Regions from separate parts of the Mus musculus genome. Here regions 2 and 3 are each linked to region 1. The links are chromatin loops, found by intact Hi-C in ENCODE. Cell type or tissue: left cerebral cortex. All regions are shown on one strand. Region 1 has its middle 23 kb from the start of Gm40552. Region 2 has its middle 100 kb from the start of Gm35326. Region 3 holds the start of Flrt2 (fibronectin leucine rich transmembrane protein 2).

Region 1 (8,000 bases):
CCACTATGACCTCCCCCTATGCTGTGGCATCAAGCCTCCACAGGACCAAGGGCCTCCTCTCCCATTGATGTCAGATAAGGCCATCCTCTGATACATACATATCTGGAGCCATGGAACATCCATGTATACATTTTTGTTAGTGGTTTAGTCCCTGGGAGCTCTGGGAGGTCCAGATAGTTGATATTGTTCTTTCTATGGAGTTGTAATCCCCTTATCCTTCTTTAGTCCTTCCCCTAACTCTCCCATTGGGGTTCCCGGGGTCCTTCCGATGGTTAGCTGTATCTGCATCTGTAAGGGTCAAGCACTAGTAGAACCTCTCAGGGAACAGCCATACAAGGCGCCTATCAACAAGTGCTTCTTGGTATCAGCAAAAGTGTGGGAGTTTGGTGTGTGCAGATGAGATGGATCCCTAGGTGAAGTGGTCTCTGGCTGGCCTTTCCTTCAGTCTCTGTTCCATTTTTGTCCCTGTCTTTTCTTTGGACAGGAATGTTTGTGGTAGATATTCATTCTAATATTTTAGTAGTGTTGCTCATGTCTGGTGATTCTGAGGATCCTGTTAATATGTTGTGATAGTTACCTGTTAATATGTTATTATAGTTACATCTGAACTTTGGAGAAGACACATTAATCCCACAACAATCTATTTTTATGTTGGACTTAAGAGAATACATAATCACCCCTGCGAGGTCAAGGGCAAAGAGACTAGGTGCTTCATCCCTGACCCTCTTCCTCCAAGGTGAGGTTAATCCAGACGGAAGAACCAAGATTGCACTTTAGGCTTATATTCACAGTAAAAAAAGAAATAATTTTTCTTGCAAAAGGAATCTATTTTTGAAAGCAGTTTCTTTAGTACCTCGTACACTAGGTGTAGGCACTTGGTGCATGCTTTGGACTGAGAATGGATAGAAATTCTTTCCCCTTTGTGCCAGTATTTCACAAATCTGTAGATGCTATCTCCACCTTTCACCTATAAAGTCTGGAAAGGCAGAGGTTTGGGTGAAGCTTAAGATGGCCATCCATGCCAACTATCCCCTCTTTGAAGTTCACAATTCTCACCATGGGCAACTCCCTCTTTAAAGAATTACTCTTTTACCCCCAATTCTCCTCCTTTGTGTTTTGCTATCAGTATATATATAAAATGTTTGTGTGCAATTAGGTATTCCTATTCTTATAAAAGGATTGATTTTTCAAAAGCATGGAATGTACTAGAGCTCGTTCCAATATCACACCGTGTATTATACTGTGTAAAAGAGAAAGTGAGAGATGATGTCATTAAAAAGAAAGAGAGAGTGATGTCATTGCTGTTTCTGAGTCTATCATCCTTCTCCTATATCCTTAGTCCTTTCTTTGTTAAACTATTCCAAATTAAAAAGAGAAAAATTCATTATTGGTTTGGTTGAAGTGCCTGTCATCTATCCAACATAGGACAGTTAAAGAAAGTTGACTTGAGTAACGGGGCCTCATATGTTCAGGAAATTCAGTGGATTTTTTTTTTTGCCATCTTCCTTGTTGGAGAAATAATTAAAGGTAGAAGAGCATACGCTCATCAATCCACCTATTTGATGAAGATGTCAGTGGTAAACTGTGGCACATAAGAATGTAAATAGAGACATCTTTCACTCCAAAGGGCCTCAGCCCTCATGACAGCTGCCACGACATCAGTATTCCTTCTTTCTGATGGAATATTTAATTTATAGTAAGTACATTCATTTTTATATGGTACAGATTTCAAATTTGACAAATTGATGCACACAGAGGCTTCTTTGTGTGCTTGTAATTTCAGTGCTTGAGGGAGACTAATGTAGCCCTTGTTAGAAATCTCAGCATTAGAAGTCCTAACTAGGTGGGGTCAACTTGGAAAGAATTATCTCCATTCCTTTTTTCTTACACTCCTGCATAAAATCAAACTCAGTTGTTCTAGAGATCTGTTACATTCAAGAATTTCAAATTGCAAGGATACACTTAAGGAGAGTTTATTCCAATCGGCTCTTATACATCCAATCTTTCTGTGGCTCGTGACCCATGCAAGAGAGCAACCTTTGTGTCCTAGTCACTGGTAGTGTCTTCTATGAACTGTTAGATGACTGTGAGATATAAACGCAAAAAAAATGTACAACACAGCTTTCATACAAGTCACGTGTGCACAAGCTTCTCCAGCCTGAAGCTACTGTGAAAGTTGAGGCTAAGTGGAGTCCACATCCCCGCCTACCACAAGCTATCCTCAGACTGTCTAAGGATGCAGACTTCTCTAAGGATGGGATCTGGGGCACTCCCTGTCTTGTTTATGAGAACTGATACTGCAATGAGCCGTGTCTCAAAACACCAGAGTAAGTTCTGACAGGACACGTATTTATCTTCTGCCAGGTTTATGGTGAGGACATTTTAAAACTTGGCTTCTGAAAACCGCAGCTGAATATACGGCATGAGATGGAGTGAGGTAACATGTTCTGAACAAGAGGAAATTATCTTCAAGTCATGAAGCCGTACACTATACACAATCGTGTTTATACAGACACATCCACGCATATGCTGATGACATAAATTCCTTTCTTTTACTTTCTTTTGAGTGCTAGCAAGGGATTTTGTCAATATTTTAAAGACATTCTTTGCCTTTTCAAATTGTATTTTCAAAATACATAAACCACAATGCTATCCTGTAAAGACAAAATTGGAATATTATTCTTTTTTTCTATATCTCATCTTTCTACAGCTTTCACACTCTATATTCATCTTAACAAACACAAGCACATCCTATATATTTTGCAGTAAAGTGTGATGCCACACAGTGAAAGGTGTCTTGCTGTTACCTGAGGATGGCAATTGGGTCCATTTATTTCCCATTAGTTCTGGTTCTCTTACTATCTTAGATCCCGAGGAAGATGCTGCTATGTACGGATGAAGTCATTGTTCTATTCACAGCTGAACAAATTGTCTTCCTTGCTGGTGCTGATTTCTTTAACAATCTTTGCAACTTGTCAAGGACAAGGAGGGTCAAGAATAGCTTTCCCATTTTAAGCTACATGACAAAACAGCACAAAGTGTCCCATTTCAGCAAGTCTGCATGAAGTTTATTCTTGTCATCGGTGCAATCAAACCAAATCTGTTCACCAGTGCTCAAATGTATTAGTGTTCTACTCCTTTATAATTCAGGAATTAGAGAGCCATCTACTGGTCTCCTCTTTCTAGCTGACTTTTTAAAACAGCTAGGCAGCCATCCCAAATTAGTGATCTCTTTCACTGTACTTTGAGAAAGACAGTGATATTGTCCCTTTCTAAATATGAAGAGTAAAATAGGAATAGAATTATATCTTGTGCAAGTTGAAGAAAACAGAAAATATAGAGTATAGGTAAAATAAAATGATGATTTCAATATGGCAAATCTGCCATATAATTAGGGACTTTGTTTTGTTGTAGACAGTAATAAACAGAAATAACAAAAAAGCATTAAACACTGGGTAGAGCATTGAGATGACTATGGGGGTAAAGTTGCTTACTTCTATGTCTCATTTAAGTTCAATTTCAAGAATCCACGTGCTAGAAGGAAAGAGGCAATTCTTTCATTTTTGTCCTCTGTCTTCCATGTGTGCACTTAGGCACACACATAGACGTATGCATACATACACATGTATAAACACATGCATATATGTCCAAATCAATAAATAATTAAAGAATGGAGATGAATGCTATTTAAAAACACTAGGTGAACAGTTTTGGCAGCAAAGAAATTATTTGGGACTTGGAGAAGGGGGCTCTGAACATAAATGTTGCATAAATGTCTTGTTCAAAAGATCTGTTAGCTCAGAGCAGTGGCTTCTGGCATAGAAGAATGCAAAGGTAATGTATAGCCTCTGTAAGGCTGGCTTTTGCCATTTATTAGTCAGTAATAATCATACTGTTTCTCTTTTTCTGAGGGTAACATGACACAGTAGGTACTTAGTATCCAGTAAATAGGTTGAGTATCTGTTAGTTTTAATAGGATTATCACTCTGTTGGAAATTTAATGATAGTTGCTCCAGGAAGTCAAGCTTATTTTTTGTTTTTTAGATCCATTTCTGCTTAAGTAGACTGATGTCAAGGCAAAGGAGCAAAATTCACTGCAAAGGTTTTTGAAGCACACCCACGTACTTAAGAAATCTTCACCACTTGCAATAGATGTGCAAATATGTTTACATCGTTTGATTCCTTTCTTTTCTCAATTGAGCAGTAAAACATGAAATTCATCCATGAAATGAATCAGTAAAAAATTGATGTGAGAGGCTTGACAATGTGGATTTTTTAAAATTATACCTCCGTTGCAGCACCCCACCTCTCTCTTCTCCTCTCAGTCCCATCCTCACAAGTACCTCCCCTCACTACACCCTCTTTCCCTTGGGAAGCGCTCCTTGGGTACCACCCTGCCCTGGAAAAACAAGTCCCAGCAGGACCAAGAACATTCTTCTCCATTGAGGTTTGACCAGGCAGGCCAGGATCCAAAGGCAGGCAACAGAGTCAGAGACAGCCCCCTGCTCCAAATGTAAAGAGACCCACCTGCAGACCAAACTGCACTTCGGCTATAAATATGTAGGGAGCCTAGGTCCAGCCCCTGCATACTTTTTGGTTGGTTCAGTCTCTGTGATTCCCCCATGGGTCCAGAGTAGTTGGCTCTGTAGGTCTTCCTGTATTGTCCTTGACCCCTCTGGCTCACTCACTCCTTTCAGTCACTCTTCCACGAGACTCCTTAGACTGATGTTTGGCTGTGGTCCCCGCATCTAAACTACTGGTGAAAGCCTCTCAGGAGACAATTATGCTAGGTTCCTACCTGCAAGCATAGCAGAGCATTATTCAAAATTGTACAGACTGACGAAGTACAAGGTGTTATTCTGGAATGACTTGACATAAGTAAGTCATGCTAATGAACACATCCATAGCCACACCAATGAAGTCTTTGTTTAGGATGGTTAAGAATATCAAGGCTCTATTCCCTTGGCTGTCTTCAGGTATTGGGTAGGTGTTTGTAGGCACTTCCCACATATGGTACACAAACATACTTGGCTTATTTCACTTAAAGTAAAAATCTTCAAGAGCCATCCACATTGTCACCAATCCCTTTATTAAGACTAAAAAGTGGTGTTAGAGAAAGGGTCCAGTGGTTAAGAACACCAGCTGACCTGCAAGAAAACTTATTTTGTGAACCCAGCACCTGGTGGCTAAGAATCACTCCAGTTCCAGAGGACCTGAACACTCTATTTTAGCCTCTGTGAGCATTGCCCACGCACAGTACACAGACATACAGCAGGAAAAACATTCATAAAATAAAAATATTTAATTAATTCTTAGACTGTGAAGTGCTCTGTTCTTTTATATCTGTGCATTCGTTGCCACATGCTTAGACAGACTCCATATGTAGATCAATGTGACTCTGTAATGCACATGAGAACCCAGACACAATTTCAGCATTCTGCCTTACTTTCCTTTAGATACAAACACGACAGTGAAATTGCTTAATCATATATTAGCTTTAGCCTCAATGCTTTCTAAAATAGCTTCCAATTTACCTTCCCACCCACAATGTACAAGTTCCCCTTTACTCTGCCTTCTTGCCAACAATTGCTAGCTTTTGTCTTAGGATAATAATCACTCTAGCAAATAGCTCATTGTGGTTTTAATTTGTATTACCCAGTTGATTAGTAATGTTGAATATCTGTGTGTTCTTTAGAGAAATATCTGTTCAGATTGTTTTCTGTATCTCATCCAGATTGCTTGTTTTCTTAAAAATGAGGTGAGTTCCTGACACAATTGGGGTGTCAACCCCTTGTCAGCCCTTTCAAATATCTTCTGCAAGTTTACATACTATTTACTCTTCTGATTCTTTCTGTTGGTGTGCACAAGTGTTTTAATTAGAAGCCACTATATTTGCCTTTTTCACTTGCTTGTCTCTGTTTCAAGTTCACTGAATGAATGCCAAAACTAATATCAAAGTTACTTTTGTTCTACATGTTTTCACAGTAAGTTTGTAGTTTTCCATCTTGACATAAGGTTGATTAATGTATTGTACAATGGCTTTTGTACATGATGAGAGAGTAGGGTAAAAATTCATTCTTCTGCATCATGAGGATATAAGATCAGTTGTCTAATAAATAGTAGATTATCTCTGAGATTTACACTTTATTCAATTGAGTGGGCTGTTTTTATTAGTGTAAATGTGTGTATGCATGTGTATCCTGTGAGATTTTGAACATATATATATATATATATATGAATATATGTTTGAATATACATGTATTAGTCTGCCAGTATGTTATGTATGTATGTATGTATGTATGTATGTATGTATGTACGTGACTATGTATGTATGTATGTGTATATGTGAAATTGAGAAACAATGGTGTGTGTGTCTATATTCTTGCTTTTATGTGCAGATCTTTACATGTGTATGTGAACTTATATTTATTTGTCAATTTGTGTACAATTCTGCCTGTAGAGGGTATATGTGTATGCATTTATGTGAACTTGTATGTATATTCAGGTGTATGCATACTTATGTGTGTAAGTGTTTATATACTGTACTGTGATAAATTTATGCATATTACATGAGAATTTGTGCTTGGATGCTTGTTTGTACTTGTGTGCCTGTGTGCCTGTGTTGTTTTGGGTGTTTATATGTGTGTTTCTTTGAGTGCATTTATCTGCTTGCCCACATGTGAGCATGTTTATTCATATGAATGGCAGTATATATGCTGTGACTATAGGTGCCTATAGGTACATATACATGTGTGTGTTCGTGCCTGAGGAAGTGTGTCTATATGTGGATATATGTGTACATATGTATTTTGTGTATCTGTATGTATTCTTGTTCATATATAACTTATGTGTGTGCATGTGAAACTATGCGAGTTTCTTTATGAGTCTGTTGTACCTAGTTGAGTATTTACATATAAATGCATGTGTATGCATCTATGTATATGCGTTTATTGAAGACATGTTCTTATTTGTGCCTAAATGCATATGTATGTTTTTTTATGTAAGCATATGTGACCGTGTGTGACTGTGCATTTATGTATGTACCTTAATGTGTATGTGTATGCATGCTTGTGTGTTCACATTCATATTTATATGTGTATATGATTGTGTGTATATGTGTTTACATGTGTGTACATTTATGTTTGTATATTTATACATGTATGTGTACCTCTGATATTGCATCTTTTATATTTATGTATTTATATGTGTGTTTGTATATGTATGTGCCTATGTATTTCTATGTATATATGCATTGGTGTATGTTTTTTGGAATGTCTATTTTTTCATGAATGTGTACAGCTATGGATATGTGTATCTTTGCATATGTATATGTGCATGTATATAAGTGTATTTGATCAAATATGCATGTGTGTGTAAGATTATGTATGTGTTTATTGTGTGTGTATATTTGCTTCAGTGCATATAGGTATCTGTAGGTGTTCTTGTGAATATGCAAATATTCATGCATGGACATAAATTTTTCTATTTGCATGTTTATCCAAATAGCATGATGCATTGATTGCTGTGGGTTTTATAGATTTTTAAATAAAATAAATCAAGTTCTCTAGTTCTATTTTTCGTAGTATCTCTTATTGATCTCTTTTATGATACCACATGATGTTTAAATTTGTTTTTCATCTCTGTAAATAAAAGTCAGTGACATTTGAATAAAAATTGTATCTAATATGTAGAAAAATTCAGATAGTACATATATATTAGTGATATTAGCAAGGTTGCCTTTTAATGTGTACCTTCTTCAATTTATTTCATCAATATTTTAGTGTTCACTGCATAATGACCTTTGGAAATGCCAGAAAGTTTTAATTGTGACATCGGCCACTTATCGTCGGGTTATGAGAAAATTATTCAATTTCTCCTTTTTAAAACAACAAACCTATTAGGAAAGGTATCTGTGCTGAAAGTGGCAATTACAAATACTGAGTGAAATGCTGCTATGCAGAGGGATGAAAATACACCCAGTGAGGCAAGAAGGATGAACA
Region 2 (8,000 bases), 760 kb after region 1:
ACCACTGTTCAAATGTGAATGAACTAAGAGCAAAGGGAAGATTATTATGACTATGTTCTTGCCCCTTTAGCCTCCAGGAAAGGCAAATACCTTTCTGCAATGAAACCACTCCAAAATCACTCTCCTTCCGAATGTAGTTAGAATTAGGTGACAGGTGCCAAGAGTTAGGTGTCAAGTTCAAAAGCCTCTTCTTTCATTTTGTTAAAAATCATGCCGATTTATTGAATTGGAGCTGTCGGCAAGATTCAAATTACTTTTGTGAATCAAAGTAAGATTTTCTTCAGTTTTGGAATGTGCTCCACATTGAGACATGTATAAGATTTCTGATCCAACAACTCGATTTGTAAGATTGATTTCCCCTCTAGATTCTCATGTAGGCATGAAAATAGTTCTAAGAATATTTGCTGCAACACTTCTTGTAATAGGAAATATTAGGGGTAACATGAATGCCAATAGTGGGAAATATGATTTAATATACGATATTACCTCATTCAAAAAATACTGAAAGAAAACAAGGAGGCTATGTCTGTAAGCACACACTTGGAAAGATGCCTATGAAGTATTGTCGGAGTAAAACAAACAAACAAACAAACCAAGTATAGTAAAAACACAGTTTTACCTATGTAATCCACAGGCAACAAAGCAGGTATATAGAATTTTCACCATGGCAAACACTGAGTAGTAACTGAGAAAAGAACAACTTTTCTCTGCAGCACTGTATTATTTTCTCGTTGGAATAATGGATCCACTTTCTAATTTAAAAGAATGATGTCCCTTAGACCATTTTGTACAAACACACACACACACACACGGAGAGAGAGAGAGAGAGAGAGAGAGAGAGAGAGAGAGAGAGAGAGAGAGAGAGAGAGAGAGAGAGAGAGCATGCTCATGGATACATTAGTTACAATATTATGAACCTCTAAATATGCCAAAATTAGATAAAGAAAGAGGAAACATAATGCATATATTCTAGAAACTAAAAGTTTATACATAACAGGCAGGAGCTTCCCCAAATGCTAGATTGTTTGGAGAACTAAAGAAGCCCATACAAGTGCAATAGTCAGAATGAAAATCTTCCCCATAGGCTGTGGCATTTGCAAACTTGATCCCTAGTTGGTAGCACTGTTTTGGGAGGTTCGGGGGTTGTGATCCTGCTGGAGGAAATTCAACACTGGTGGAGGGTTTTGAGAGTTTAAAGACTTATGCCATTTCAAGTTTGCTGTCTCTGCTACCTGTTTGCAGTTCAAATATGAGCACTCAACTATGCTGCATCTGTTGCTTGCTGCTGTTTTTCTGCTGCGAACCTTATTCTGCTAGAACCATAAGCCCAAGTAAATTCTTTCTTCTTAACACTGCCTTGCCCATGGTATTTTATCACAGCAACAGAGAAGCAACAAGTAAACTCTGCTTGAACTACCCCCTGTACTTCAGTTGCTCCCTGGAAAACATCCAGTATTCTCAACCCTTTCTTGGATCTCTTACTTTCTTTTTACATTTACAGCAGCCAAGAGAATTATTCCCTAGGGCTTGGTGCTAAGTTCCTATAAATCCTTACATATTTAAACAGCAACTGCCACAGAACTAAATGTAAGCTCTATCATTGGAAAGCTCCAACCTGGAACTTCAAAATAACAAAAATTAGTTCCCAAGCTTGCCTTGTCCAATACGGAAGAAAGATAAAGATGGGGAATGGACAGCAGCTATTTAAGCACAGTCAGCTCTACTGTTTGATCATAATCAGCACATGCATGTTTACTCATGTTTCACTTAGTAAAGGTAGTAGTAATGCCATGCATCTATTTTATAAGTAGTCCCTGTATAGCTAAATACCCAACTATGCATACTCTCCCTAAAGATCTGATACAATGCATTATGTGTCAATTTATCTACTTGTCAGTATAATGTATTCCTTATCTAATTCATTCGACTTTGTGGAATTCTTACAGGGAAGAGGAATTACATTTTTCATGATATTGTTCCCAGTGCTGGGACTATGCCAGGAGTTCAGTGACTCTCCTACACAGACACAGACACACACACACACACACACACACACACACACACACACACACACACACAAACACACACACACACACACACACACACACAGTATAGTTGTCTAAAACAACTGGTGTTGTAACACTCATCATCTCTCCTTCCAGACAAAGAAAAGAGCAAGATGCCTACTGCCACATCCTCTCACCTTTGAGTGATGTTAGCATATCATGCAAATTGCTTGTACAACAACCACCACACCCTTTTTGCTTACTAAAAGAAACCCAGTATTGTTCAGCTAGTAACAGTAGCGTGCGCAAGGAAAACTCACCTTGAAGTAGAGTAAGAATTAGAACTACTCCTATAATACTAGCTGTTAACTTGGGAATGGTGATGTGACCCAATCCTGATCATTGCAACCTGGAAGGAAGTACTTTTAGGGAGACCCTTTTGTTCTTATAATACAAGGATAAAGAATGGGTAGAAGCTGACTAGAACACAGAGGTAACTGGGAGTCACAACTGGACAAGCTTAAAACCTCCCCTTGTGGTCTGACTCTGACTTTTAAAACCAATTTCTATCAGGTATTTTGCTGAAACTGAAGTTATACTAATAAGAAAATAATAATTTAAATTTCCATTACCTTGTCATGAGAGCTTCTTAGAAAATATCACGCTATTTTGCATCATTTGAATGCCTTTTAAAAATACACTTGAAAATGGAAGGACAGAGGAGAAACAAACAAAAATTTACAATGAATCTATTTCCTTACATGTTAGAGAAAATAATAGGTCCAAGATTATCTATCTTCCCAAACAGATACAAATGATAAAGTTGGGGCATGGGTAGGCGAGTGCATTCCTTAGCTTCAGAACCAGAACACCAAACAAGGTAGAAAGGCAGAGATAAATAAAGCAACTGAAAGATGGGAGCAGAGCCCATGCAGGCTTTGCAGGCCTTTTGACTGTGTGGATTTGCATGGGGTTGAAAGGAAGACTCCACAGGCTACCTGGCCTTTCTGCACAGAGGACTGATAAGTTAAGTTCCTATGAAAGGGACAGCCTCAAGGATGGCCACTATTGGGAGTTGAGTTTTACACAACTCCTATATCGCTCTGTCCAGAATGAACTAACGAATGCAACGGTAGTTTGCGAATTTATTTTCCGCAGATGAAATCGATATGTTTCTGGAAAGGACTTTACCCTGCGTTTATTCACTGGGGAGCATTTGTGTCCTGCTGGACAGATGGTAGATGCAGGAGCCACGGTCTGGAGCTGCAGAAGACAGCGATCTCTGCTGCCATCTTCTGATGAGAGGAGAAAGGAACAGAGAAAAGGAGGAATGGTGAAAAATAAAAAGGAAGAAATGCTTCGAAAACAGCCTTTCCCTGACAAGCCAGGATGCTCTAAAGGAAAGTCTGAAAGGAAGGCCTACTCCCTTTCCAAGTAGTAGAAACAAATTCTTCACTGAACCTCTGCCACACCAACCACACTCTGGTCTATCCTTTTCCATCCTATCTGGCTGGTCCAGTAATCACTCTCAGAATGACCCAATAGAACCCCGATGTAGACTCTCTGACACTTGAGAATATAGACCTCTCTGTGTAGTTTGTACTTTGACTCAAAGACCTGAAAGCTTCACTTTATTCCTTCCCATAGAGAAAAAGATTTTTGGCTCAGGTGCCCCAAAGAATAAAGGGGACTGGAGGGTATTTATACCTTACCCTCCTGACCTGGCTCCGAGCTGGTTTTTAATCCATTGAGAAGAGCAGGAAGATAAATCCCACCATTGAAGAAGCTCTTTAGAAAACCCTCTGAAGAAGTCAGCATAAGCCAGGGCTTATGGCCTATGCACGGCTAAGGGACTCCACAATCCAGTCCATTCAGACACAGGGCTTCCAGCTTTGTTGGCAATTCAGCAGGCAAAGAGTAATCACTAGCAGAAGACTGTCATAACTGGCATTTTGTACAAGTTGGAGAAGCAGGGGCTCAATATTAGCATGAGTAAGGAGAAGAAGAATGTAGAGATCTATTAAAAGAGACATTAATCCCCTCAACCACTTAGCAACTACACATTGAAAGCCAATGATACAGCAGGCAGTGAGCTAACTCATCTCTCTCTCTCTCTCTTTCTCTCTCTCTCTCTCTCTCTCTCTCTCTCTCTCTCTCTCCCTCACCTCTCTCTCTCTCCCTCCCTTTCTGCCCTTTCTGCCCTTTCTGTCTCTTTATGTCTCTGTCTCTCTGACTCTGTCTCTCTCTCCCTTTCTCTCTCTCTCACACACACATATACGCACACACACAAATATACTTACAAACATACGTGCACATACATATAAATACACACACCTGCATACACCTACATAAATAACCACATACACATGTGTGTATACATACATACAAATGTACACACACACGAGAGCTTGTCTCCGCAGAACTTCTATTCTAACAAAAGTATCATGTCATCCATTTGAATAAAAAAATAAACCAAGGAAGAAAGACAGATAGTATTTGCATGTGAGTCAAGGTGGTTATTTAGAGGGATTCATTGACATAGTGAGCCTTGAATAAAATTATTGCTTTATGTAAACTGAATGCTCCAAGACTGGGTTCCTCTATGCTTGTTATGTCTATGATTGGATTTGTCCACTTAACACTATATAGTTACCTTCCTTGATCTTTCTAACAGGTTTTCAACTTAAATGTGTTCAGATAGAGCATGTCTTGCTCTGAACTCACTCGGTAGGACAGTCAGATGATGGCTTCTGACCCTCCTGTTTCAGTCTCTGGGTAGCTTGGAATTATAGGGCTTCATCAGTCTCAGCTTTAATTGACATGCTGACAGGACCTTGAACTACTGGGTTGAGAATACAGAATAGAGAGGGAGGTGGGCAGAATAAGGGTGGTAAAGAAGCTATTGCCAAGATCTGTTCCAGAGATAAAGGTGACTAGCACAGCCCTCTAGGAGAGAAATGATACAGTAAGGATTGCTGGCATGTCTTTTGAGGAGACAGCAAAAGTTTACGGATCCTACCAAACGTGGAGTGGAAAGAAAGGAAAGGAGTCAAATATGTCTCTGATGGTTTTCATCTGTATGACTTAAAATTGTAGCTGATCATGAGAGCAACAAGAGGAACAGCTCTTTCTCCCTCAACCAGTGTGTGTGTGTGTGTGTGTGTGTGTTCATTTCAGGAATGGGAGCATGTAGATACTAGAAGCCCATTCTCACGCACAACATATCAGATGTCTTCTTGATAACCAAGTGGAGACACTGAGAACATAGACATTTATGTCAGGGGTATTCAGGAACAACATATGTTCAATGATGAATCTCAGATAAGCTAACTGAACGCCTGAGGAAGAGGAGGACACTTGGAGTCTAACATTTGAGGAAGAAATGCCCTTACAAATATCTCAGTGTAGTGGAACATGCTTTTAGTTCAGCACTTGGGAAGCAGTAACTGGGGGGATTCTGTGAATACATGGTCAGCCTAGTCTATATAACTCCGGAATGAAGGAGTTACAGAGACAAAGTTTGGAGCTGAGACGAAAGGATGGTCCATCTAGAGACTGCCATATCCAGGGATCCATCCCATAATTAGCCTCAAAACGATGACACCATTGCTACACTAGCAAGCGTTTGCTGAAAGGACCCTGATATAGCTGTCTCTTGTGAGACTAGGCCGGGGCCTAGCAAACACATAAGTGGATGCTCACAGTCAGCTATTGGATGGATCACAGGGCCCCCAATGGAGGAGCTAGAGAAAGTATCCAAGGAACTAAAGAGATCTGCAACCCTGTAGGTGCAACAACATTATGAACTAACCAGTACCCTGGAGCTCTTTACTCTAGCTGCATATGTATCAAAAGATGGCTTAGTCGGCCATCACTGGAAAGAGAGGCCCATTGGACTTGCAAACTTTATATGCCCCAATACAGGGGAACGCCAGGGCCAAAAAGTAGGAATGGGTGGGTAGGGGAGTGGGGGGTAGGGTATGGGGGACTTTTGGAATAGCATTGGAAATGTAATTGAGGAAAATACGTAATAAAAAATTTTTTAAAAAAAGAAGTTCTAGGATAAAGAACTAACTAGGGAGATCCTTTCTTGGAAAAAATCAATTAGTATATCATTAATCATGATGTGTCTCCAAATGTTCCCATAGGCCTGTGAGATCTAGCAATGTGCACCTCAAATCATATTGTTTGTTTCTCTTAATACACTTTTGCACACATGACCTTCCTTCTCTGAAAAAGGAAATAATCACAAAGGCTACAAGTTTTCACTTGTGAGAAAGGACTCCAGAGAATGTCCAGGTAAAGTTTCCTGTGACTCATTTTATTTCATTCTATGTTCTGGGTCTTTCTCATTGAATAATTGGTTGGAAAACCTACACCCATTTTCTTTTCTCATTACGTTCAAGCCATACAGCAGCCTTCCATGGCATGAATCACTTTGAATTTGTTCTCTAATTCCTACATTAACCCTGCTCTTGAGGAGTTCTGTAGTGTTGATCCTGATGTTTTAAGTGATGCCCAGGCAACTGTGAGAAAAAAAAAAAAAAAAAAAAAAAAAAAAAAACCAGCAGCTGGCCAGAGCTGATATTCCAGACTGTCTGCATTTGTTCTCCTTGCCGTAGGCATAAATTCCAATCAGTAACTGGACTGTTGCTCCCAGGAAATGCCCTGATTTGGTTCCTCTACGGTGTCATTAAACTACTTTGATATAATAATGTGTGGCTATTTTTTTTCAGTCATTTTCTTACACTCCTTTTGCCATTCAGAAATAAGTACAATCCACTGTTGTTGGCCGCTGTGCAGAGGCAAGATGTACCACATATCATTAGATATTCTGGCATTTGTGTAAAAATCCCCAAGCCTGAGAGAGAAGAGATGGCTGGAACATTGAAAGGCATGGTGAAAACAGAATGGGATAAAACTTTCATTGAAATTGAAATGTTGAGAGGTATTTGAGAAGTGTTTTTTTAAAAAAGATGTGCAGACAATGGGGATTTGCCCACTGCTTCCTGACATCAGGGGAAGAAAGCTATAGTTCTCAGAACAGTGTTCCGAACAGCATACCTTTGTGATGTCTATAAGCATACAGGGTGCTACTGGTATTACCACAATAAACTTCTGTGGAGAGAGTTACAGGGCTCTCCAAACGATAATAAAAACCACCCAGGGTAAGATTAAATGAACCCTAAGGAGAACCGCAGCAGATCTGCTGTGTTCCCTAGACCACTGAGAGAGGAGCTTTGTGTTACAGCTGAATATAACAAAGGAAAATAATCCCCACATACAATAGCCCTGTGGCCAGGGATCAAGGTTGGAACAAAATTCCTTGGTTTCAAACAGCTTTTTTTCCTATGACCTTGGGTTCACATAACAATGTCTTCCTCTCCACCTTACTCAGAACAAGATACTAGACGTTTGTCTGTTTTCCCACCACTCTAGCCCCAAAGCTTACCACACAGTCTGGTGGATGGTAGACAGATCCAAAATACTTGTTAAATAAGTGGTGCGGAATTAATGCATGGCAGGCACGCGTGTGCGCTCCGCCAATTTTATGTTGCTGCAAAAACTAAATGAAATAATACATGCAAAATCATTTGGCACACTCAACAGCCCGTCACAAATGTAAGCAGGCAGCATTATCATCCCCACCTTGATTTTTACCCTCCACTGTTGGGAGTGAAAATTGATTACCTATTAAGTGCTGAGTGAGAAGGTTAACCTTAATAATTTCATTTGGCTTGTGTACAGAAAGCTCTGTTCCTGCCATACCTTGAATAATCACTGGCAGATACTGCAGATGCCAGCTCCCCCCTTCTCCCCATTCCAGCTGGTAGGGCCAAATTCTTCCTGTGATATATTCGATCCGAGATCCCACCATGATGTGTCTGATCAAGAAAATGTCAAGCTAAAGGAGAGGAGGGTTTTGAGCAGTGCCTTTTCTCCAAAGTCCTTGCTGACTGTGTTGTTTTGAGTTAGCATAGTTATGCAATCCGT
Region 3 (8,000 bases), 1.5 Mb before region 1:
CTGAAGAATAGAGCCTGAGAAAAACAGTTGTACGTTTGTGCTCAGATCACAGTGTCTGGGCTCATTTGACAGAGAAAGCTACAGCAGAAGAGAACAGTTTTCTCAGGCCTGAGTTTCTTTTCTGGGTCAACAAGACGGGTTCTCTGCTTATTCAATTAACTTTCTGGAAGTTCTGAATGTATAGGCAAAGCTGTTCACTAAACCCAAGCCGGAATTTGTTCATTATATAATTAACCTGTTCCAAGGGAGCTGAGGAGACATTGTTAGTCAAATCGCCCTTAAAACTAACCTGATATATATCAAGCCCTGCTCCCCTATTTTTAATTTTTGCATTTGTATTCTTTTTTCCCCCTCTCTATGTTTATTCCACTCATGCCTTTCTCTTTAGGCTCGTTTACCCAATCACATACCAACTTCGTTCTTGTCTCTTTTCCACCCGGTCTTCAGGTGTTTTACTCTTTCTTATTTAACTGATGTCATTTAGTTGACACCAGCTTCTGATGGGTAGGAGGGAGGCCACTCTCCTTGCGGTTTCATTTAAATTTGGCAGGAGTGGGTGGGTCCCCTTCTCCATTCCTCTCGCACTGCACTTGAAACTCTGTTAAGAGTTAGAGCTTGATCAGAGATTTCTAAGTCTTCAAAGCGCAGCTGGGCAAGGAAATTATATGAGAGGCGGGGGACACAGAAGTAAAGGAATAAAAGCCAACTTTGCTGGCAACTTCAATAAATCCGGTAACTGGAGGTTAAAAAAAAAATAGATTGTGAGGGCTGGGTCTGGTCCGGATGAAACGTTAGGTTCCTTCCCATCTCCGAGTCTCTCTCGGAAAGCGCGCCACTGGCACCTTGCCACCCAAGTGCCCCTAGACAGCCACACGCCCACTGGAACTGCACGTGAACAAAGCTTTTGCCCGGAAAGCCAGCGTCTGTGGTTTCTCAGCGCAATCTAGCTTCTATCCGGAGTGTAGGGTGAACACAGGGTTAAGCCAGTTCCCTCCTCGATGGGAGGGAAAGGAGTGGGAGGTGAGCAAAGCTTTCTGTCTTGCCGGGTACCTTGCAGTTAGTTGTACATTTGAAAGCAGTCGCCATCACTTGTGAGTTTGGCGTCATCCATTGTCACCACCAAGGAATGTGCGCTGGGAGATAACACCAAGGGCAGTGCTTCTCAAACACGCAGAGAGCTCTTTCTCTCTCTGCTTCCAGGTGCGCTCTTATCTGGTCCTCTGTCCCAAGTTTCCAGAACGTGGAGGCAGCAGCGCAGAACCGGTCACCGCGTCCACTGAACCTCAGGACCAGACTGGCAGTTCTCAACGATGGGCAGGAGGGACCTCGGCGGCGACCCCTAAAACAATACCATGCCCGGGGAGTCCCTCTACTGCCGCTCTAGCTTCTTCCCTTTCCACCTCCCGGACCCGGTTGGATTCGGATGAGCTAAGGAGACAAGGCTGCCAGGTAAAAGGATTGCTGTGCCAGGTGAAATTTCTAGTGACTGCCCTAGCTTTCTTTACATGGCCACCACATTATTTGGACCCCCACTCCCTTTTGAACAAGTGGTGGGTGGTCACTAGGTGGGTGTTCTATGTTTTGTCTTTTTATCCGCAAAGAAAATGGGATTCTTTTTCTATCTACCCCGACTACTTGGGGACCCGGTGTGTATGTGTGTGTGTGTGTGGGGGGGGGGGGGGCTGCGCCTTCTACATTCAAGTCGATTCCAAGTCCTCTAGGGAGTTTTGTAACCGAGTTGTGGGTAAAATCGCTCATTTGCTACCTGCCAAAAGCATCGATCCTAAATGGAGTTTTCCAAATCCCCTAAGCTTAGAACAGCCTTTCATTTCCTTAGAATGCTTCTCTTAAGTCCGGTAAGTAACAACCCTCCATACCCATCTGGGTTGAATGCAAGAAGTGTTATTATCAAGCCTCAGTATCTCAAGCCCCTACCTGCCCTATGCCCGAAATCCGGGATCAATTCCCCACTAAATTGGGGATGCTAGTTCGTTTTCTTTCCAATCGCTCGTGATTTTTACAAGCCAAGGACCTTTCCTGCCCTGCTGTTGCACCAGAACTGGTAGTTCCATAGCTGGTGTAATTGTGCTTTCCTTACTGGTCAGGGATGGAAAAGTCCCCAGGAGATCCCGATACTGGGGAGTCCACTTTCCCTGCGTCCAGTGCCTGGGCTGCGGAGATAGGTCCTTCTATGCCCTCAGGCGCTGAATGCAGATACCCAGAGTAGTAAGGGGGACGGACCTATCCAGCTGCCCTAGAGCCTCCACTAGACTCTGGCCTCCTGGAAAAAGCCCTCCTCTGAGCTGAACAGCCCAGGGCTCTTACTGGAGTTTTGAGAGCTAGTGTGGTCACTTTTTCTTGTAATCTCTTCCATGATTAAGAAGCCCAGCTAGCTAAGTCTGTCTTGGAAGGGCTGGTCCCACACTTGCTATTTGGATAAATCATGTGGCCTGCCAGGCGCCTTGGGCGACCAGGGGCAGTTGTTCCTGAAGGCTATCAACATCACCACTCTTATCTTGGCACTTTACTTCGGAAGCTTCCAAGATGACTCTCACTATCTGTTCTCAAATTAAAGTCTCCATTGGAGCTCCATTCTCTCCTGGTTATTTGTAGGTTACACTTTGAGTTTGGAGAAAAGACAGACGAGGGTATGTCTATGTGTTTTCTAGCCTCCTTTGTATATATAAAGCACGGGGAAGGGTGGCAAGCTCTCTTGAACCCCAGTGGTGTGTGCCAATGTGAGAGAATGCCCGAGTCGCGGCGGGTTTGGGTGGATCCCTGTGTGGCTTGGGAGACAAATCGGGCGTTTCTCCAAGTCGCCTTACCAGGGTTTAAGAGCTCAAATCCATGAAGGTAGCAGACACAACAGCACTGCAAGGAAATAAAAACAATTGGGGAAGTGCTGCCAAGTGACTCAGACTTTGAACTGAGGACAAGGAGTGCGGTCTCGCTCGGGGGTTCCTCCGGAAACCATCTCCAGCGCGTTATAGCCAACGCCCCTGCCAAAGTTCTCAGCCCCCGGAGCAGAGGACATCTCTAGGGAGTTGGTCCAGGCCAGCTTTCAAGTTGTAAATCGCTTTTCCCGGGGCCCTACCCACGGTGCGCCTCTACAGCCTAACGCTAGGCGACGGCTTGCTCCCCCTCCCCCTTCTGTTAGTATTCCGCCGGTCTCCAGACTAGTTAAAACAGGACCACAACTTGCTGGAGACACGGGGACAGCAATGAATGGGGGAGCAAACCAGGCCACCATCCCCTTGCCAAAAGGGGGTGGGGGTGGATCAAATAAAGAGTCATGTCTCCCATTTCTTAGATTACCCTTTAACCTTTGCAAAGAGACTCGCAAGTGAGAAAGCTGTATCAATTGGACGTCCTAACTGTAGAGCTGGTTAGTCTTTGAAGCGGTCATTGTCAGTTGTCTATTGTAATTTATGGAGACAACTCATCTACGGAACATCTCTCTTTCCAGGAGCAGGCAGGGTAATGGGGGAAAGTAGATGTGTCTAAATATGATGCCACACTCTAATTTCTACAGTTAAAGTTTATGGAAGAAAGCTTGCTGAGTGGACCTTTGATAGACTGGGGGTGCAGCACATCCCCAATGTTGCCGGCGAGTGAAATAACGCCATTTTGGTTTGAGAGACTTGCTATATTTTTACCCTCTCATGTTACGTTTCGATCATTTCTGAGTCTAATAGCTCCTCTGGTGTAGACATACATCCAGAGGACTAGAGAAAGGATTTTTCATCTTTCAGAGAAGCTCCGGGTGTGTAGGGAGGACGCTTGAGGAAGCTTAGAGAGAGGGAGAGGAGCAGCGCTGGGTCAAGTTGGCATCCCTGGCAAAGCGGGGTGCACTTAACTCTCTCCAGGGAGGACAGGGTTAAAAGCCCCATCTGACTTCTCTTGGAAAGCTTAGAGTTGCTGCGGCTCCTCCCAAGCATTCTTTAAACCAGAGAAGTGGGAGGGACTCCGCAAGGGTGGGAGGGGAGGAGGGGAGCTGAGAAAGAGGGCTCCAAGAGGGGAGCGCGCCAGAACACGAGGGACCGAGGGAGAGGAGGGGCGCCCGAGGAGCCCAGCCGACTCCGCGAATTCATTACAGTAAACATTTCCCAAGAGGGAGGGGGTGTCAGGTGAGGGTGGGGGTGGAGACCTCGCTCCCAGCCTACATTAGCTGACCCGGTCGGATCAAGGCTGCAGTGTGGCTGGAGCAGCCTCCAGCCCCGCGCCCCGCAGACGCTGCACTTGGAGTCAGCCGCGCGCCCGCCCCCGCGCAGCCCGAACTGCACGCCCGGCTGCGCGTGGTCCGCGCCTTCTCTGCGACCGAGCTGGTTCCCCAAACCGACCCGCGTAGCCCTGGGTCTCTCGGCAGTCCGGGACTCGCTCGGACGCTCTTCACCGCCCTCTTAGATCGCCCTACTTTTGTCGGGGCGCCAGGCGGAGAGGGTGAGACTGAGGAGGGAAGACCGGAGCTGCGGCAGCAGACCGAGCCTAGAGAAAGTGGCATGCCCGACCCCTGGAGGCGGAGGTGTCGGAGGACGGGGGAAGAGGATGCCGCGGCTCCGTAGGGGACGTAGGCGACAGCAAGCGAGGCGAGCAGGGAGCTGGGGCGCCGGCAGGCTGCCGGGGGGCGCGCACCGCTCTGAAGCTCCAGCCTTTGCCTCCCGGGGCTCCGACGCAGCGGGAGACCGAGCTCGGTTCCAGCCACCGCCGCCGCCACCTGGAGGACCTAGCAAAAGTTTGGATCTTGGGGAGGAGGGCGCTGTGCTGAGAGGAATTACCAGCGGGGCTGGAAGGAGACCTGAAAATCCTTAGCAGGTAAACGCGCAGCCTTAACCGTGTCTCCCACTCTGGGCTTCCTTTCCTCGGAGAGCAGAGTTTTAGCTACATTTGACTCAAAGTAAGACCGAGGCCAAGTTCAAGGTCCCGGGGATGGGTATCCAGCGCAGGCAGTTGAACAGTCCTGTTAGCTGGGTGTGGGAGTGTGAGTGTGTGGCGGCGGCGGCGGGGTGGGGGGGTGGGGGAAGTGGGGGGGGGGAGGAGGTGGGTGTCTTGGTGTTTCTTCTTGCCAGATAGGCAGCTGTGCGAGAGTCGACCCCCTTCTCCCCCAGGAGTTCAGGAGAACCGTGGGCCCCAGCTGGTGTCTGATTTTGTATAGTTTGGAAATTTGGAATGTGTAGCCAGGGACTTTTAACTGCGCTTGAATCCAGAGAGGAGCTTGACGGATTTCAGTCACCTCCATCCTCCCCCCAACCCTCAGTTTTATTTCGGAAAAGAAGCTCACTCTACCTTGCCCCTTGCCCGCTTCTCTGAGCTCTCCCTGGATCTCTGATTTGGAGAAGGGAAGCAAAGTGGAAAATTGTCTTTCCCTGCATCCACATCCTCGGAGTCTTCCCTACTTTCTTTAACCTTCTTGTGTCATGAAAGCATGAACGATAAAATTCACATTTTCACTGAAGGGCAAAATAAAACGTGCTAGCCATTGGTAGTTTAAAATTACTCTGTGTGAGTATGGTAGCGGAATGAGTAGGGGGAGAGGGGATCTGGATATGTCCATAGTGCTGCCTGAGGTTACTGATGTTGTAGACAGCAGCCCCTTCCCCCCTTTTGGCCTGATGCTCAGTGATGTGGGGGAAGTGAGAATGGCCTCATGTGTGCAAGGAGGCTAGGGTACCAGAGGGAAGAGGCTCACACATTCTGAACAGCAGCCCTATGGTTTTCAGCTAATAAAATAGCTACTGCTCACTCCCAGGGCAAAGCGGATTCAGCACTACCATCACCCCCCACTCCCCCGTAAGGCCCTATAGAGTTTTGACACATCTCTTGGGGCCCTGCTCTCATCTTTATTATGATGATCACTATTAATTCTCCTGGAAACTCTTAGTACTTTCCCTGAATGAAAATCATCTCTCTGAGAGCTTCTGATTAGTTCTAATAGAGGGAATCTCCTATAAAGCTAACAGTAAACTAATCAAGCAAGCGCAAGGCGCAAATCCCTGTAAATGCTCCTACAGGAGTGCAAAGTGCTGATCAGATTTCTTTACATGCTGTGTCTGCTGTGCAAAACCTCTTCTAAATGGGAGCCATTGCTCCCCCATTCAGCCGGGAGTCTACTTAATCACGCCGGGTTCCAGGACCCTTAGAGCATGTCCACTAGCTTACAGGATTATTGCTAAATTTATTATGTCTAACTCCCCCCAGCCCAAAGCTAATATGAAGGATGCCTTCCATACCGGAGTGGGATTCTGTCTTAGTTCTACCTGGCATGACCTTATTAAATCTGCCAAGAAGTATCCACCCCCTCCCCCCAAACATTCTAAGGTAAATAGAATGCAGGGTTGGCATTTATACAAGCACTGTGTGATTGTTGCTGAATGAATATAAAATTCTAGGAAGGGATCTGAAATGTTAGAACTGGATTGTGTCTTATCTGCAAGGATATTTGCCAGATGCATGTAGCCGGCTGGCCACCATATTAGAGGAGAATTCATCTTTGGGGAATGTGCACACCCAGAAAAGTTGCCCATTCTTATGGTGTGTTATTGCCGCTGAATGTGGACAACTTTTCTCTCCTCATCTGTATTTTTTTGTGAAGCCTGAGAAGTAATCAAAGCAAGATAGGATCTAACCGTTTCAGGGTCTTTACTAATGACTGTTGACAGTGCGGCGCCCCACGCTCATGTGAAGTTGTAAATATCTGTGGCAGAAGGACAGACGTTGAGAGATGTGATTTCAATCGCTATCCTATGTGTCTGATAGTAGGGCCATGGAACTGTACAGAGAACTGGACCCGCTGTGCTCTAGCAGAACCTCATATGCTATTATAGAACACGATTACATACCTTGCACAGAAGGAATGCTAGTTTTTTTTTCATTTTGTTCGTGTTGTTGTTTTGTTTTGTAAAGGGGCCCATATCTTAATACTTAGGAGGTTTCACTGCAAGTTCTCTGGGGTTGCTTTCAGGAAAATAAATTAGGTTCCAAAAGATGTCATGCTGGCCTTCTCTGGAGTCCTTAGAGGAGTCTGTCCCGTTTCTTTCTGTGTGCAGGGTCTGGGTTGAAGTGATCATATCTGAGTGTGAACGCATGGTTCTCATTTGAACCTCCTCTGATGTCCTTTACCTTTATTCTGGCCTGCTAGATAGCTTGACTTAGGATTTAAACCAACCTTCCTAAATCGGTGATTCAGTTCCCCAGTGTGAGGCTGTGGTTTTAAGGATGGCCACATCCAGAAGTCTTATTCTGTAGAGGCCCCGCTGGAGCATCTCATCTAGTTTGAGCCTTCAGTGCTACACTTTTCTAAGGACGAATGTTTGCTCCTAGGATCAGCAGTGCCCAGGGTTCTAAATAAATGCATGCAAGGAAAGAGTGAGGGTGCTCCAGAGACTGGTGCTCAGAGACTGGTGCTCAGAGACCTTGGCTCTCTCTTTAGAACATTCCAGTAAGTCAAGGTGAAGAGCTTTCTTTCTGTTTGGGTCATGCGTTCTTTCTGGCTAATCACCTTTTGGTATCTTTAATTTTAATTCAAGTTCATTTCTTTCCACTGGATTGCTTTAATAACTTTGTGGTTTCTGCCACACTGATTCAAATTCAGTCCATTAGTGACCTCTATCTGTGAGAAGTGAACACTCATTGTTTTTCTTTCTTCTCATCAGGATCTGCAGACAGATGATGTGTGCCTGGGGACCTACCAGCTCCATAGATCTTTCTGAATATTTCATATTTTTTTCTAATTCCATTTTTTTTCTAATACAGAGTTCAGGATGGTTAATGATATTTAATAACAGTAATAAAATGTTATCAGTGAATCGAGTCAGTCCTACTAAATGGTTATTCTGTAAAGCACTGACAATATGATCAAAATAAATTAAATCCAAGCAATGTAAACTGCCTGAAAGAATTGTGCACTCAAGGTGACTGTTGTCTTAAGACCGCTGCTGCATGTCTGTGAAATTTTATTGCCCCTAAGTGCTTACATAATAGGGGAAACTTGAGACGGGCCCAGA

Evidence for each region. A loop is a pair of places that touch in the nucleus more often than their neighbours do. Peaks named below come from ENCODE experiments on the same cell type or tissue, not always from the same donor. Only the 100,000 strongest peaks of a DNase experiment are listed, where the experiment ranks them.
Region 2: it touches region 1 in a loop (2.4-fold over the local background); 2 of 42 quality-filtered maps call a loop at or near these places.
Region 3: a loop joins it to region 1, with 9 times the contacts of the local background. A loop is called at or near these places in 6 of 42 quality-filtered maps.

What each region holds. Positions count from the first base shown.
Region 1 is chr12:97,215,566-97,223,565 of GRCm38, forward strand. No RefSeq gene overlaps it. Among named protein-coding and RNA genes, the nearest start is that of Gm40552, 23 kb to the right of the region's middle. In left cerebral cortex, a CTCF peak has its summit at 3,182 (motif pointing left); DNase peaks (open chromatin) are centred at 2,271 and 3,024; H3K4me3 peaks cover 240 bases; H3K27ac peaks cover 1,490 bases.
Region 2 is chr12:97,971,040-97,979,039 of GRCm38, forward strand. No RefSeq gene overlaps it. Among named protein-coding and RNA genes, the nearest start is that of Gm35326, 100 kb to the left of the region's middle. In left cerebral cortex, a CTCF peak has its summit at 3,304 (motif pointing left); a DNase peak (open chromatin) is centred at 3,260.
Region 3 is chr12:95,691,167-95,699,166 of GRCm38, forward strand. It overlaps Flrt2 (fibronectin leucine rich transmembrane protein 2), which reads left to right and starts at 1,060. Exons shown (of 2, transcript NM_201518.4): 1 at 1,060-1,449. In left cerebral cortex, CTCF peaks have their summits at 3,124, 4,535, 4,735 (motif pointing left) and 7,610; DNase peaks (open chromatin) are centred at 1,029, 1,900, 2,220, 2,784 and 12 more places; H3K4me3 peaks cover 8,000 bases; H3K27ac peaks cover 7,810 bases.